Linked DNA regions of Homo sapiens: region 1 is linked to region 2. Evidence: chromatin contacts called from ENCODE Hi-C data. All regions are on one chromosome and are shown on one strand. Each heading gives the region's core, a stretch centred on a gene start or an enhancer-like site at or near the end of the contact. The rest is flanking DNA. Distances are from core to core; before and after follow the strand shown.

Evidence for each region. A loop is a pair of places that touch in the nucleus more often than their neighbours do. Pooled maps may share reads with other maps.
Region 1: a loop to region 2 is called in a map of naive thymus-derived CD4-positive, alpha-beta T cell, with 15 times the contacts of the local background. The contact joins the promoter of DDIT3 here to the promoter of CBX5 in region 2. A Hi-C loop is called at or near these places in 1 of 168 maps with a recorded cell type or tissue (naive thymus-derived CD4-positive, alpha-beta T cell), 1 of 37 single-sample maps with no recorded cell type and 8 of 50 pooled maps.

What each region holds. Positions count from the first base shown.
Region 1 is chr12:57,516,973-57,524,821 of GRCh38, reverse strand. It overlaps DDIT3 (DNA damage inducible transcript 3), which reads left to right and starts at 4,308. Exons shown (of 4, transcript NM_004083.6): 1 at 4,308-4,404; 2 at 7,069-7,116; 3 at 7,384-7,553; 4 at 7,642-7,849. The coding sequence starts at 7,416. It overlaps LOC128125814, which reads left to right and starts at 4,342. Exons shown (of 2, transcript NM_001414991.1): 1 at 4,342-4,404; 2 at 7,069-7,110. The coding sequence starts at 4,342. The coding sequence ends at 7,110. MBD6 (methyl-CpG binding domain protein 6) reads right to left here and starts at 1,998. Exons shown (of 13, transcript NM_052897.4): 1 at 1,811-1,998; 2 at 730-793; 3 at 406-542; 4 at 1-102. The coding sequence starts at 518. MIR616 (microRNA 616) reads left to right here and starts at 5,563; the gene lies at 5,563-5,659. RefSeq lists silencers at 1,767-2,166, 3,881-4,340 and enhancers at 2,590-3,550, 3,551-4,510, 3,337-4,536, 4,411-4,540, 4,511-5,472 and 4 more.
Region 2 is chr12:54,277,295-54,284,906 of GRCh38, reverse strand. It overlaps CBX5 (chromobox 5), which reads left to right and starts at 4,785. Exons shown (of 5, transcript NM_012117.3): 1 at 4,785-4,899. HNRNPA1 (heterogeneous nuclear ribonucleoprotein A1) reads right to left here and starts at 4,181. Exons shown (of 11, transcript NM_031157.4): 1 at 4,085-4,181; 2 at 3,405-3,521; 3 at 2,966-3,112; 4 at 2,607-2,817; 5 at 2,421-2,513; 6 at 2,242-2,334; 7 at 2,033-2,107; 8 at 1,673-1,828; 9 at 940-1,095; 10 at 590-649; 11 at 1-358. The coding sequence starts at 4,099. The coding sequence ends at 594. SCAT2 (S-phase cancer associated transcript 2) reads right to left here. Exons shown (of 2, transcript NR_157844.1): 2 at 5,844-6,255. RefSeq lists enhancers at 2,902-3,660, 4,403-4,462, 4,473-4,562, 4,853-4,902, 4,421-5,180 and 1 more and a cis regulatory region at 3,086-5,386.

The DNA.
Region 1 (7,849 bases), core at 3,059-5,558, 3.2 Mb before region 2:
TTGGGGACATTAAGTGGACACTCCAGACCGCACTTGCAGGTCCCATCGCTGAGGAGGTAGCTCCGGGTTTGCTCCAAGGAAGACAGCTCTGTGCCACTTGGACTGCGAGAGGACAGGGTCAGAGGACATGGGGTTAGCTGGCAGCGAATCAGGCAATACTCCTAAAGCACAGTGCTTAAGTTACAGATCCTCCTAGAAGAACAGAGGATAAGGAATGTGGGAAGACACAGAAAAAGGGAGAATGGATTCAAAGGCCCAGAGCTACAGAAAGCAAAAAGGCTGAGGAAGGAAGGGGAAGAGAGGAGAGCAATCGGGTACCAGAGAGCTGAGCTGAGAGAAGAAACGGAAGAAAGAAAACCTGGGCAACTGGAGTGGCAGAGCTTGGGGACCTGTGAAGATCCGTACCTGATGTAGAGCACAGCACCCTCTCGCACACAGCGCTGCCAGCCGATGGGGACAGATGTGGCCACAGGGCCCCCAGCTCTGTCTGCTCCACTGCTCTCATTGCCCCCATTCATTGTGTGTAATCAGCTCCCGCGTGCCTGATAACACAGACATCCATGTAGGCACTAGGAGGATTAAACTGAGCGAAGTACCTGAGAGAGGACTCCAGGAAGGCAAAGGTTGTGGGGAGACCCAAGAAAACTCAGGGGAAGCCCCAGAGGAGCAAGGGGAACCCCTCAGCTGGGAGGGAGACTGAGGAGTCCTCTGCCGTATCACCACAGCTACCTGAACATCTCTGCAAACATTGTGGGGTCCAGTCTAAAGCCGGGGCCACCAGCTTAGCCCACACCTGCAACGCAAGTAGAGAGATGGGACTGTCAGGAGTCTGCCCAACTCTAAAGAGCAGCACAGCCCAGCACCCTCTCAAAAGAAAGATCCTTAACAATGTGAGGCAAGCACCTATAAAGATCTCGGGGATCTGCTGGCTTAGTCTACAACCATCCTTTCCAAGCCCAGTCCCTAGGGACCAGAGGGTCAGAACCTCAGCTCCCTGGGACCAAGAAAGTCTAGCCCAATTCTTAGGCATATGAAGGGCAAGGCCTCCCTCCATTCGGAGTAGAAGACTTCAACCAGGAGTATGGGCACATTCCCATAATGCTAGGCCACTAGGAAGTTTCCCAGAGTGTCTGGCTCCTGTTGTTCTCTACCCAGGAAGATGATATAAAAAGTACAGATTGCCCCACAGGTCACCAGGCAATTGCCCAACTGCCCGCTGGGGTGGTACCAGCAGAACTCCCCCCATGCCTGCTCCATCAGACAATCGCTGATATAGTTCATTCGGGTCTTAAGAGGTGAGGATCACAGCTCAGTCTTCTCCCAGGATCCTGGGAAGCTCCTGATTTTCCCTCAAGCCTACGGCAAAGGGATTCAGAACCTCCTATTCCACTGGCTTCCGATTATCTCCAAGAGAGCCTGTCCTCCGATAGAAGGGGAAGCCCCTCCAACCTGCAGGTATCCTCCCCAGCCTCACCATTGCTCCCACCCCACACTGGCGGCTTCCAAACTTTCCCTCTCACAACAAGGCGCCCTGTCACCCAGACTGCTTCCCTCAGCTTGAGGAGGAGGGGAAGGCGCACGAAGTAGGAAGGAACTTGGGGAGAGGGCGGGCGGAGGGTGGGCGAAGCACTGAGGGGAGGGCGGTGAGGAAGGCAGAAGTCTGGCAGTGAGAGGGAGAAGCGGCGGGGGCAGGTGAGGGCGGGGGAGTGGGGATGGGGCCGGGGAAAGGGGCCGAGAGGACGCGGAGGGGGCAGAGGGTAGGGACGGGAGGGGGAGGGGCAGGGTGGGGGGGGCCGGGCCCCGCACTCACCGCGGCCCATGGTTCGGCCGGCCCCGCCCTGCGCAGTCGCGGCCCAGAGGGTGAGTGGGAGGGGGTGGGAGGAGGGTCGGTGGAGCCCGAGCCTCCGGTACGGCCCCGGCCGGTCCTAGCAGGAAGCGCCGCTGCCGCCGCCGCGGATCACCGAGCGGCCTCCCGCGCATGCGCCATGGGGGCCAGGGGCAGCCCTGGGGATTCCGTTCCCAGAAGGCACTGCGCAGGCTGCTGCCGCTGCCGCCGCCGCCGTCGCTGCCGCAGCCGCCGCCGCAGGAGCCGCCGCCTCCGCCGCTGCCCGGACGGGAGAGGGGCGGGGCCGGGCCCCCGCCCAGCGGACAGCGACGAGCCAACTGGAGGGGCTGCAGTGCGCATGCGGGAGCGCGCCTACCCCTCCCCCACAACCCCCCATTAATCCCCAAGAGAACAAACACCCCACGCGGCCCCCCCGCCCTCCGCGGAAGGATCTGCGCCTCTTCCCAGGCCACTGGTGGCCAATCCCAGCCCTCCTCAGGGAGGGGCCCCTTCCAAAGCCACAGTCTGTTGCGGGAACCAGGAATGCCAGGTCCGGGAGGGGCCAGGCCCCGAAAGATGAAAGTCGCGACTTGCCCTGCCCCGCCCCAAAGGCTTCCCGGGTAGTGTGCTGGGACTTGACCCGCCTCCCCAGGTCAACATGTCACAACACGACCTCAGCCTGTCAAGTCACATGACCTCTGCCTGTCACTGACAACCTGGTCTGTCTTTAGGCCAGGGGAGACCATCTGGTCCACCCTCCACACTACCCCCATTTTCAGAGAGGAAATGGAGGTGTGGAGCAGCGGAGCAGCCTAACCAAAGACCTGTCATTGCCACACCACTCCAGTCACAACCGGCCTTGTGACAGTTTCTACTTAAACTCTGGCTGCCCCCATGAGGGTATGACAGGATATGTAACAGGCCACCACATGGCCTCTGTTTTCAAGGCACAAGAAAAATACTTTGCATTCTGGGTGGTGCGTTTTACTTTTGGTCAAGTTGCCTCCAAGTTCATGGTTCTCATTTTACCTTCACAACTTTTATCTTTAATTTACAAACAAGGACGGTAAGATCCCTTGGCAAGTGATGGGGAGTTGAGTCTAAAATCGCGGCTCCGGTCTCCCCAGTCCAGGGCAGTCCTGCGCTGAAGTGCACTCACACGTCCCGGGATGAGACTCCGCTGTAAATCTCGACCCGAACACCTAGGAGGCAGGCCTGTGCCGCGCTCCTCACACAGGGAGTCACAGGACTTGCTGTCTGGTACAGCAAGAGAGGGTCTTGGAGAAAGCCATAGGAGTACCGTGGGGGAAAATAGGTGGCCAAACAGAATCGGGTCCACTGGGCAAAATACATGACTTCTGGCAGGCTGAGGGCTTACCAACTACAAGGTAAAAGTCAAGGGCGCTGTTCTGAGAGAAGCGGAAAATGACTACCAAGGGATTCCAGTACCTCGGCCCCTTTTGGGAGATTTACGGGGCTAGAACAGGAGACCACCCCCGTTTTTTTGTTTGTTTGTTTTGTTTTTTGTTTTTGGTGAAACGTAGTCTCGCTCTGTCACCCAGGCTGGAGTGCAGTGGCGCGATCTCGGTCACTGCAACATCCGCCTCCAGGGTTCAAGCGATTCTTCTGCCTCTGCCTCCAGAGTAGCTGGGATTACAGGCGCGCATCACCACACCCGGCTAATTTTTGTATTTTTAGTAGAGACGGGGTTTCACCATGTTGGTCAGGCTGATCTCGAACTCCTGACCTCAAGTGATCCGCTCTCCTCAGCCTCCCAAAGTGCTGGGATTACAGGCGTAAGCCACTGAGCCCGGCCAGGAGACCTCTTTAAGAAGACTCGAGATGTCGACAATCCCAGTGGATGGATACCAACTTTAAAAAGAAAAGTTCAAAAGGCCTATGTGCCCATTAGCTGGGAGGGGCCAAGAAATATGGGAGTCCCTTATAGTGGGGGTAAAACGGCGGGTAAAGCTAGGTGGGCGGAACAGCAGCTTCTGGGGGAGACAAGCGGCAAAGAGGCTCACGACCGACTAGGGGCGACCAAGGCTGATAGCCGTTGGGGCCGTTGGGCGCCGGGAGCTGGCGCCCCGCCCTCTCTCCTCTCCCCCACCCTCCGCACCTCCCACCACCCTCGGTGTCCCCTGCGCGTGCGCGTGCAGACACCGGTTGCCAAACATTGCATCATCCCCGCCCCCCTTTCCTCCCCTCCCCCCCCGCTACACTCCCCTCCGCGCGCGCGCATGACTCACCCACCTCCTCCGTGAAGCCTCGTGACCCAAAGCCACTTCCGGGTCCGACACTACGTCGACCCCCTAGCGAGAGGGAGCGACGGGGGCGGTGCCGCGGGGCTCCTGAGTGGCGGATGCGAGGGACGGGGCGGGGCCAATGCCGGCGTGCCACTTTCTGATTGGTAGGTTTTGGGGTCCCGCCCCTGAGAGGAGGGCAAGGCCATGGTAAAAGATTACAGCCAGGCGCTCCCGAGGTCAGAGACTTAAGTCTAAGGCACTGAGCGTATCATGTTAAAGATGAGCGGGTGGCAGCGACAGAGCCAAAATCAGAGCTGGAACCTGAGGAGAGAGGCGAGTACTGATTCCCATCTACCTTTTACCCTCCCGTCTCCTCAAAGTTGGGGCGTCCGCTCTTTAGGATCGGCCTCACTCCTCCACAGTGAAGTTAGGGACCGTCCGAGAGAGGAATGGGGAGAGTCCCTTATTCTGGGGTGGTGCTTACAAACCCCTATTGCTTCGGACGACGGCGTCTCTCCACCCCTGCCCGGAGCCGGAACACGGGCCCTGCTCTGTGCTGCTGGGCAAAGGGACCTCGGTTGCCCTTGGGAAATTCATTCTTTCCCGTAGCCAACTTCAGGCCTCATCGTTAGGCCTGTCCGCGGGGAGGCAGGTCAGCAGGACACACCCCCGCTCTAAGACTGGGTGACCATCGCTCAGGCCGTTTCCGCCGCTTCGCCACCAGCGGGCCTTCTCCCTACCCCACCCCCAATTCTGTCTCAGTCTCAGTGCCTCTGGTGTCAGCATGGCCACCTTGGTAGCTGGGGCTACTGGACCCTGCAGCGGATAGGGGAACCTTGAGGAGACACAAGCCTTTGGGAGGGGTGCCGATGGACAGGGAGTGGTGTGTTTTCCTTTTGCCGTAGAGGTCTCTGGGCCTCCTGCACAAGAGAGCAGCCTGGATCTCTTAAGTGTAGGAGGCCATTTGGGGTCTCCCCAGGGTATTGTCCTTCCCTCGGGATTAGTCCCTGCCTCTTTAACCCGGTCCTGTCTCCCAGCTAATCTCTGTGTAACCATTGCATCAGGCCAGCCCCGTTTGGCTCTGCAGCCTTCTGACCTGAGGCTCTACTGCTGATGAAAGCCAAGTCCCACACACTGGAAGGCAAGGGAGGGTTCCCCAGGGAGGACAGCCCTGCAGAGAAATACTTCGGGCAATATTGCATCTCTAGCCCCTAGGGATCAGCAGCTGCCACTCTGCTTCTGCCCCTTCCCTATAAGAGAGACTGGGGGGAGTTTATCCATTCATTCTTAACAAATACTTAATGAGGACCTACTGTGTGCCACACAGTTTGGGGCTCAGGGTACATCCTTGAGCAAGAGGAAAAAATCATCTCAGTGGGAGGCCTACAGTAAACAAAATATAAGTGCCACGGAGAAAGCTAAAGCAGAGAAAGGAATGGAGAATGTTCAGGATGGAGGTCAGAGTGTTACATCAGGTGGTCAGGAATTACCTTAGGTAATTCCTCCACTCAAAACCCTTCAGTGACTTCCATGACATGAAATAGGAAGTCATTGGAGGGTTTGAGCAGAGGAATGACCTGTTTTAAAAGGCTCACTCAGGCTGCTGTATGGTGAATAGAGTTGCGGAGGGGTGGCAAGAGAAGAAATGGGAAGACCTTCTGCAGTCAGAAAGTTTCTGCAGTAATTTAGAGATGGTAGTGAATTGATCTAGATTGGAAACAATGGAATTAGAAGTGTTTAGATTCTTCTAAGCAAAGGTTTTAAAAACTCATTTTTAAAGAATGAGTTAAGGGCCGGGCATGGTGGCTCACACCTGTAATCCCAGCACTTTGGGAGACCAGAGGTGGGTGGATCACCTGAGGTCAGGAGTTCAAGACCAGCCTGGCCAACATGGTGAAATCCCATCTTTACTAAAAATACAAAAATTAGCCGGGCATGGCAGTGCATGCCTGTAATCCCAGCTACTCCGGAGGCTGAAGCAGGAGAATCGCTTGAACCCAGCAGGCGGAGGTTGCAGTGAGCCGATTGCGCCACTGCCTTCCAGCCTGGGCAAAAAGAGTGAGACCCGTCTCAGAAAAAAAGGAATGAGTTAAAATTTGCTAGTACTTTGGATTGCAGGGTGTGAGAGAAGAGGAATGAAGGATGATACCAAGGTTTTTAGCTTAAGCAACTAGAGTTGTCATCTGAGATGGGGATGACCTTGGAAGGGGAAAATCAGCAAGAGTTTGCCTTTGCACATAGTCTTAGGTGCCTATTAGACATTGAAAAAGAAATGGCAAGTAGGCAGTAGACAGCAGAGTCTGAAGTTCTGGAAGAGGTCCAGACTGGAAATGTACATTTGGAGGATGTCAGCCCTGTGGGAATGGAGTTAGGAAAATGCTATGATTTGTTCCCTTCCCTGTAGTTTAGTTTTTACCCTGGCAGATTTGAGGCCTGCTTTGGATTTAGAGAAAGCTGAGTTGGCCAGGACTTTACTATTATGTAACCAGGACTACAAATGTCAGCAACTAAAAATAAAGAAAGTCAGGCCCTCTTCTGCCCTTCGAAATGGCTACAGGGACCAAGTATGCATACCCCACAAGACCAGAAGTAAGGAAGGACCAGTAGGAGGCTGGAGGTAAAAGAAAAATAAGGGCCCAGCACGGTAGCTCATGCCTATAATCCCAGCACTTTGGGAAGCGATGGATCACAAGGTTAAGAGATGGAGACCATCCTGGCCAACATAGTGAAACCCTATCTCTGCTAAAAACACAAAAATTAGCTGGGCGTGGTGGCACGCGCCTGTAGTCCCAGCTACTCGGGAGGCCGAGGCAGAAGAATCACTTGAACCGAGGAGGCAGAGGTTGCAGTGAGCCGAGATCGCACCACTGCACTTCAGCCTGGCAACAGAGCAAGACTTGGTCTCAAAAAAAAAAAAAGAAAGAAAAAAAGAAAAAGAAAAGTAAGTTGCCTCTCCCCCTTCCAAAAATGGCTGACATTTCTCTTTGTTGCCCACAGTGTTCAAGAAGGAAGTGTATCTTCATACATCACCACACCTGAAAGCAGGTAAACTTAACCTACCCTTTTCCAAAAATTTTAAACGGCAGGACAGTAAATATTTTAGATGTTAAAAGTCCTATAGTCTCTAGCGTGACTCTTCATCTCTGCCACTGTAGCACCAAAGCAGCCATAAACAATATGTAAATAAACAGATGTGGCTGTATTCCAGTACAACTTTACCTACAAAAACAGGCATCAGACCAGCTTGCCAACTTGTGGCATAGACTGTTTGCTACATGGAGCTTGTTCCAGCCACTCCCCATTATCCTGCAGATGTGCTTTTCCAGACTGATCCAACTGCAGAGATGGCAGCTGAGTCATTGCCTTTCTCCTTCGGGACACTGTCCAGCTGGGAGCTGGAAGCCTGGTATGAGGACCTGCAAGAGGTCCTGTCTTCAGATGAAAATGGGGGTACCTATGTTTCACCTCCTGGAAATGAAGAGGTAAGAATGTTAGCCCTAAAGCTAAAGGGGGATGTTACCTTTCCCTTCTCAACTAATATCTATGTTCCCTTTCCTCATTTCCTTGAAGGAAGAATCAAAAATCTTCACCACTCTTGACCCTGCTTCTCTGGCTTGGCTGACTGAGGAGGAGCCAGAACCAGCAGAGGTCACAAGCACCTCCCAGAGCCCTCACTCTCCAGATTCCAGTCAGAGCTCCCTGGCTCAGGAGGAAGAGGAGGAAGACCAAGGGAGAACCAGGAAACGGAAACAGAGTGGTCATTCCCCAGCCCGGGCTG
Region 2 (7,612 bases), core at 3,536-6,035:
GAGTAGACTAACTTTACACAGCACATTAAAAAAAAGACATTTATTCAGCGTCACGATCAGACTGTTACATTTAGCAATCAACAGCATGGGGTGCAAAAAAAAAAATCTACATTAAAACCCTTTGTTGGAATGCTTTACACTTTCCACAGAACAGAAACTAAAATAACCTGTTATACAATTAGTCACAAATACAGTCCTCGAGTTTTTTGCCCATACACATGAGTATTTGTCTAAAACATGTCTTCTTTGTAGCAGCTAGGCCCTGCCACCACTGTGCTTGGCTGAGTTCACAAATCTGTTGTAACCTGTAGCTTCCCTGTCACTTCTCTGGCTCTCCTCTCCTGCTAAGCTTTGTTTCCTGTTGAACAATATGGAATAAAGTTGTTAATCTAAACATATTAAGACTCAAGGCTACAATCCAATATCAAGTTTGTTTCCCACAAATTTTGCTGATCTGAATATTAACTTTATATCCACAATTACTGCAATTATAATGTTAACTATGTTGCACTGCTCAGCTACATTAGGGTTATTGGGTTCATCAGCAATTTAAAAAATTATGTCAACACACAAAAAGGTGCTTACTTACCTAATTAAAATCTTCTGCCACTGCCATAGCTACTGCTGCTGCTGGAACCGCCATAGCCACCTGAAAAGTACAATTTTTCTTTTAAAGTTTCAAAGTGCCAACAGTAATGTTTTCATATTTGGGATAATAAAAGTTAAATTCAAGTGTCTGGCCATTTAAAAATGGCCCTACTACAAGGGAGGTGGTAAAGAGGTCCCATGATTTTTCTAATTTGTGATCAAATTATCACTTTCTGAAGGTTCTAAACTATAAACGTTTTGCTGCCCAGACATAGCAGTTAAAGGGCTTTCTTCCCAGCAGTAGCTACAGACACTCTTTTGACATTATCCAAAATTACATAGATACCATACCTTGGTTTCGTGGTTTTGCAAAGTATTGGCCTCCACCGCCATAGGGGCCAGAGCTTCTGCCTCCAAAATTTCCTCCCTTCATGGGTCCAAAATTTGAAGACTGATTGTTGTAATTCCCAAAATCATTGTAGCTTCCACCACCTCCAAAATTGCTTCCTATGAATGGGAAAGAGGGCCTTTATCTGTTACCTGAGGATGATGTTAGTTTCCAATTCTGTTTAGCAGTCAGAATAAAATAAGGTTGAGTTATCAGCCTTCCTTTCTCCCAAACTATGGTGACTCCAATCTTTGCATTTCATTCTCTGGGAAAGGCATTCAGTTGAATAATCCAGTAATACAAAGAAAACTGGCCTAACTCACCATGACATAAAATAAAGAGATTTTCAGAGTGGCACAAGCATACCCTTCAGCCTTGAAGGCCTTCACGGATCCAGGGCCACAGCAAGCAGAAGTATCTTGGATACATCAACTAAGCGCCTAAGGTCCCAAAGGAGTTAAAATACTAAATCCTTCTATGATACTAATCTAACTCAAAGACAACACTATCCACTTATCTCTACTATTTGGGAGTGAGGCGGCCCCAGCTTAAAGCTAGGAGGAGGTAGCATAGCAAGCCCATTTGTTTTTAATATACCATGCAGTGTACCACACAATGCTTCAACAGCACCAGAACCCAAGCTCTAAAAGGCTAATCTAGCTGTCACACCAAGTACTTGGATCACTGGATACCTACCACTACCACCGCCAAAGCCGCCTCCGCCTCCGTTGTTATAGCTGTCATAGCTGCCACTCCCGCCATAGCCACTGCCCTGGTTTCCATAACCCTGTCCACCACTTCCATAGCCTCTGCTTCCTCCAGAGTAACCAGGGCCGCCTCCTCCATAACCACCTACAAGAATACAATTCTTCTCAATAAGACAAAAGTATTTGACAATGAAAACTTGTGCAAGTGTAACGGCTGAAGGCCTGCTCACAGCATGCGTGTTATGGGCAAAGTTGAGTTTGACATGCACCAGAATTTTAGTCTCTACTAACCTATTCTAAAGATCCAGGTTGCCAGGAATTTTTCTCTACTTATTCCTAAAAAACTTACCATCATTACCAAATCCATTATAGCCATCCCCACTGCCACCATATCCACCACCACCACGGCTGCCACCAAAGCCACCTGTAAGAAAAAGTTTCAAGTTTTAAGTATGACTTGGACTTAAAGTGACATTCTGAATGCAGTTCCCGTACTGTAAAATCTTCATAGCAAAGATGGTGAGAAGTCAGAACTACATGTAGATAAACCATACATACCACGACCACTGAAGTTTCCTCCACGACCGAAGTTGTCATTCCCACCGAAACCACCTCCACGACCACCACCAAAGTTTCCAGAACCACTTCGACCTTAAGACATGAAGTTTAAGCATTAAATCATTCATACTGGAGTAACTCAAAGTTACCTTTAAGGTTTAATTAAGCAACAAGCATACCTCTTTGGCTGGATGAAGCACTAGCCATCTCTTGCTTTGACAGGGCTTTTCTAACTTCACAGTTGTGGCCATTCACAGTATGGTATTTCTGAACTAAAAAAAAAACATAGATACAACATGGTATCAGGGTTTAGAATGCCATACAGATTGTGGAACCCTTACTAAATGCCACTATCTGATACTTACTGACAATCTTATCCACGGAGTCATGGTCGTCAAAGGTTACAAAGGCAAAGCCCCTTTTCTTGCCACTGCCTCGGTCAGTCATGATTTCAATCACTTCAATTTTTCCATACTGTTCAAAATAATCTCTTAGGTGATGTTCTTCAGTGTCTTCTTTAATGCCACCAACAAATATCTTTTTCACAGTTAAGTGGGCACCTGGTCTTTGAGAATCCTAATAGGAGAAAAACCATAGGTTTAGATTAGCAAAGCCTATACTCGAATAAAAAATTTTGGTAAGTTTAGAAAACTCCCGAATCTTAAGTCCATAGCAGCACATATCCAAGTAAGTTTAAGAAGAAGAAGAAAAAAAACCCACTCACTTCTCTGGAGACAGCTCTCTTTGGTTCCACAACTCTTCCATCCACCTTGTGTGGCCTTGCATTCATAGCTGCATCCACCTCCTCCACAGTGGCATATGTGACAAACCCAAAGCCCCTGGAGCGCTTGGTGTTTGGATCTCTCATTACCTGAGAACAGTGTTAATTTATGTAACACAAAGTCTGACCGCAAAAGCTTTTGTCATTTTAACTTTGAATAGGGCAATAGGAAACTTTACACCAGCCTTTTATAAAAAGTCGTCCAGTTTCCCACTACCCTAGATTTAAGAGGTAGCTTTTAAAATCAAAGCAGGACGTTCCTTTGCCAACAAAGCTCTAACTATAATGCTATTAACTACTTTCATAAGCATTCGGAGAAGACTGCACCAAGATAAGCCAAGGAAATCGGCTGTTTTACTGCTTTGTCCCTTCCAAATCTTACCACACAGTCCGTGAGCGTTCCCCATTGCTCAAAATGGCTCCTCAGGCTCTCATCAGTTGTTTCAAAGCTCAACCCTCCAATGAAGAGCTTCCTCAGCTGTTCGGGCTCTTTAGGAGACTAGAGTGGGGGGAGGGGGAAGTGTTAAATGGGCTACAACACGAAACAATTTCCATCGAGGAAAAGAAAAACTAGACACCAACTGTGTACCTAGCACTTATTGTTCGTTCAGGTCGCAACAAGACACGTGCTTCTGCCTATCAAGGGAGGCCGTATGCTGGAGTTGGGAGTGCTAGGAAATCGCAAGCGCATGCGTCCCTAGTCGCCTTCCGACGCACGCGCAACAAAGGCTTGGGCGGTAGGGGTGCATCTCCACAATGGGACTAATCGCTCTTTAGAAAACTCGCTCACCAAGGCAAGGTTTAAAAAAAGACAAAGATCCTGTGTGCCTAAGAATTTTGCTACGAGTAACGAGTCCCGCATGATAACTCATGGTTGGCGGAGAGCGGCCTCATGGCGATCAAGAGGACAAAATGGCGACTTGAACTTTGGGAGGGGTAGGCCGTGGCAGCGACCGAAGGAACTGTAGAATGGGCTGGTGCAAGGAACGAAACCCAGCAGCATCTTACCGATTCAGGAAAGGGAGAGGAAAAAATTCAAGTGGGAAAGCGCGCCTAACTCACCTCTGACTTAGACATGACGGCAGGGTGAAGAGAGACTTTAACGATGCTTCTTCGGCGGCGTCCACGGGCAGAAAGGAGCAAGCTGACGAACGTATCTGCCAGCCTACCTTCGCCCTCTCTTTTTTACCCCGCCTCCTCGCTTTCGGCATTGGTAGACTCCGCCCTGGAACAGCTCTGATTGGATACTTGAAATCGCTTCCCCCTGCTATTGGCCTGTGGTGCCACATTGCTGTGTAACGTCATTCCTTCGGTCGTTCTACGCCGTCTCCACCCCTTGGAGTCCATTGGTTCCCGAGTAATGTTATTGTTAACCAGTCTGATTGGCCAACCGACCAATCATTCACATTTGAATCTACCTTGGGTGTTTAACATCTTTTTAATCTTCCACGCGCAAATATTACAGTCAAGTCGCTTGGCAAAGCATGATTAACACTATGTATTAGACAAGCAGCCAGGAGGTAACAATTTTTTTGCAATGAACTCTTGTTGACCGCACGTGTAGTAAAATGGCGAGTTTTGCGCAGGCGCATTAAGAAGTTCCACCTGCCTCTGAGAACACGTGAAATGGCGGGCAGGAGTAGGCAGTGAACCTACGGCGCCTGCGTGTTGGCGGGAGTTTGTCCTAGCTTTGCGCATGCGTAGTGGGCGGAGAAAAAAGGTCCGGTCCCAGGATTGGTTGCGCAGGCGCAGGGAAGGATCCGTTTTGGCGGGCGGTTGGCGTTGCGCAGAAGGCGGCGGCGGTGGTGGCTTGTGGTGCGGCCTCACCATACAGGAACAGGGCAGACGTTAGCGTGAGTGATCACTCTCAATCCCGGGTAAGTGGCAGACAGTCTTATCTACCCATAGTAGGTCTTGAACTGACTCCATTTGGGCCCGTTATTGTGTGAAATGAATGGACGGCGGGGTGGGGGGATAGTGAAGGGGCAGCGGTGGGTCGGGCCAACCAATAGAAGAACAGGGGGCGGGATGTTTTAATCCCCGTAGGTTCTTTGGAGCTGTGCAGCCGAAGACTTTGACTGGCTTGTGTATAGGCCAATTGGGTCTGCCTTGAGCTGCCGACTGATCGGCCCTTGGGCCATCGGAATGTGGGAGACGGGTTTTCCCCTTCTGAGCAGCGTCTCACTGAGCCAGTGAGCAGGAAGCGCGCGGTAGGTTGGGCTTCTCCAGGAGGCAGCGGTTTGACTCCAATGGGGAATGCGGGATCGGGCGGTTAAACGGATGGAACGAATCTGGAACCAGTAGACGGACAGCCTAAGGAAAGCGCTGGGACCAGTCGTCCAATCGGCTCTCCAAAAGAGGGAGGTCTTCGATTTGGGGTTGTGAGGAAGGGGAGTCGGTGCCTGTAATGGCGTGTGAGGGTGGATGTTTTATCCACGATGACTTCTCTAACGAAGCCTTTAGGCCTCAGTCCCATACACCTCCTTGAAAGCGTAAGTTTGCTCCTGTATTCCTCGACTTGAGCATTTTTCCCCCGCCCCCTCACCACTTGAGGTTTGGGGAACAGGAGTTGTTTTTTTTTGTTTGTTTGTTTTTAAATAATACTTTCAGAAGTCGCTTCTTTAGGAAGACTGTTAAAATGTTAGAACGAATGGGAGAAATCTCTATGTACTGTCATGGAAAGGCGTTCAAGAAATATCTCCTTCCTGATAGTGCATATTTCTACTGACAAATATGTTTGTAGGTCCACAGAAAAGTTTTGGAAAGCTACACACCAAAGTGTCAATCCTAGGGACACAGTAGGATCGAGGCAGATTAGATCTTTAATGTTTAAAACTTTGCAAGGTTAATAATTTGTGATTAAAATTAAATAAAAAATGAAGTCGATTGTTTTGTGTTTCTAGTCATAATCACATACTTACAACCCCTTTTCTGTTTTATGTAATCCATGTGCCCAGTGCTTTTATTTTAGTCTCTTTCTCCCGGGAACTTTCATATATTTCTTTTCTTTACACCATTGAAGATATCCTAAAGTCCCTCTTTTTGCTGTTCCTTTGAGGATATCTGACTTTGGAATAAAAAAGAAACAAAGAGGGTAATATTTAGGGTTCTGGGGACAGAAGATTCATCCATCACCTGGATTATTCCTTGCCTTTTAATTAGATTTCCTTCGAAGTGTGTTTTACATGCAGTCTATCTCCTTTTGGTAATGCCCACTCTGCTTATTCCAGGATCTTTTGGAGAAATAAATAAATTTTGATAACATTGGCTGTATCAGAGTCTTACTGCTTTATTCAATAATTTATTCAGGATCAAGGGAAAATATTTAAATACTGAAAATCAACTACCTATGAAATACACTTATAATTAGAGACCTTTCCGACTTTATACCAAAGACAGACGATTTTAATAGCAGTTTATGAACAGAGGAGAGATTTCCATGTTCTCTGGCACTAGCAAAAGGACAAACCTATAATTTATACCTGGCTGTAAACCTATTTGTAGGTATGCTAGTAATGGAGTTGCTGAGCTTCTGAGAACTAAAGTGATACTGGTTAAGGGTATCTGTCCTGGATTTATTTAGGTTTGGAAGGAATACAGTCTTGACCTACAGCAAGGTTTCTCAGCATTAGCACTGTTGGTATTTTGAGGCAGATAATTCTTTGTTGAGGGTGCTCGGAGTGTCCTGTGCATAGTAAAATATTTAGCAACATTCCTGGCCTCTACCCACTGTATGCCAGTAACATCGCATCACTCGCCACATCCCCATTTGTGACAGATTGTTTCCAGACATTGCCAAATGTCCGGGGAGGTAGGGATGGGGGATAAAATCTCCCTTGGTTGAAAACCATTCATTTAAAATACTGGAGTATGCAGGGCACAGTTTCGTGTTCCTGTAGTCCCAGCTACTCTGGAAGCTGAGGCTGAGGTAGGAGGCTTGAGTTCAGGAGGTCAAGGGTGCAGTGTGAGATGATTATGCCTGTGCATAGCCACTGCACTCCAGTCTGGGCAGCACAACAAGATCCCATTGCTAAAAAAATAAAAATAGAACACTAGAGTTTATTATTTTTTCAAAATCCATTATTTTACCAATTGGAAAATAGGTAAAGGTGAGAAGATGGTTGAAATGTTTAGGGAGTGGCCTTTGGTAAATGGATCACTAAATCCTGATGTTATCTCCTTAGATACAGAATTGATCATTGTTCCATTTAATAAAAGGAAATTTTTATTAAAATTTTTACCACTTGGTCTGGCGCCGGTGGCTCATGTCTGTAATCCCAGCACTTTGGGAGGCCAAGGTGGGCGGATCACTTGAGGCCAGGAGTTTCAGACCAGCCTGGCCAACAAGGTGAAACCCGTCTCTACTAAAAACAAAAATTGGGCTGAGCGTGGTGGCTCATGTCTGTAATCCCAGCACTTTGGGAGGCCGAGGCGGGTGGATCACTTCAGGTCAGGAGTTTGAGACCGGCCTGGCCAACATCGTGAAACCCCGTCTCTACTAAAAACACAAAAAATTAGCCAGGTGTGGTGGCGGGTGCCTGTAATTCCAGCTACTCGGGAGGCGGAGTCAGGAGAATTGCTTGAACCCAG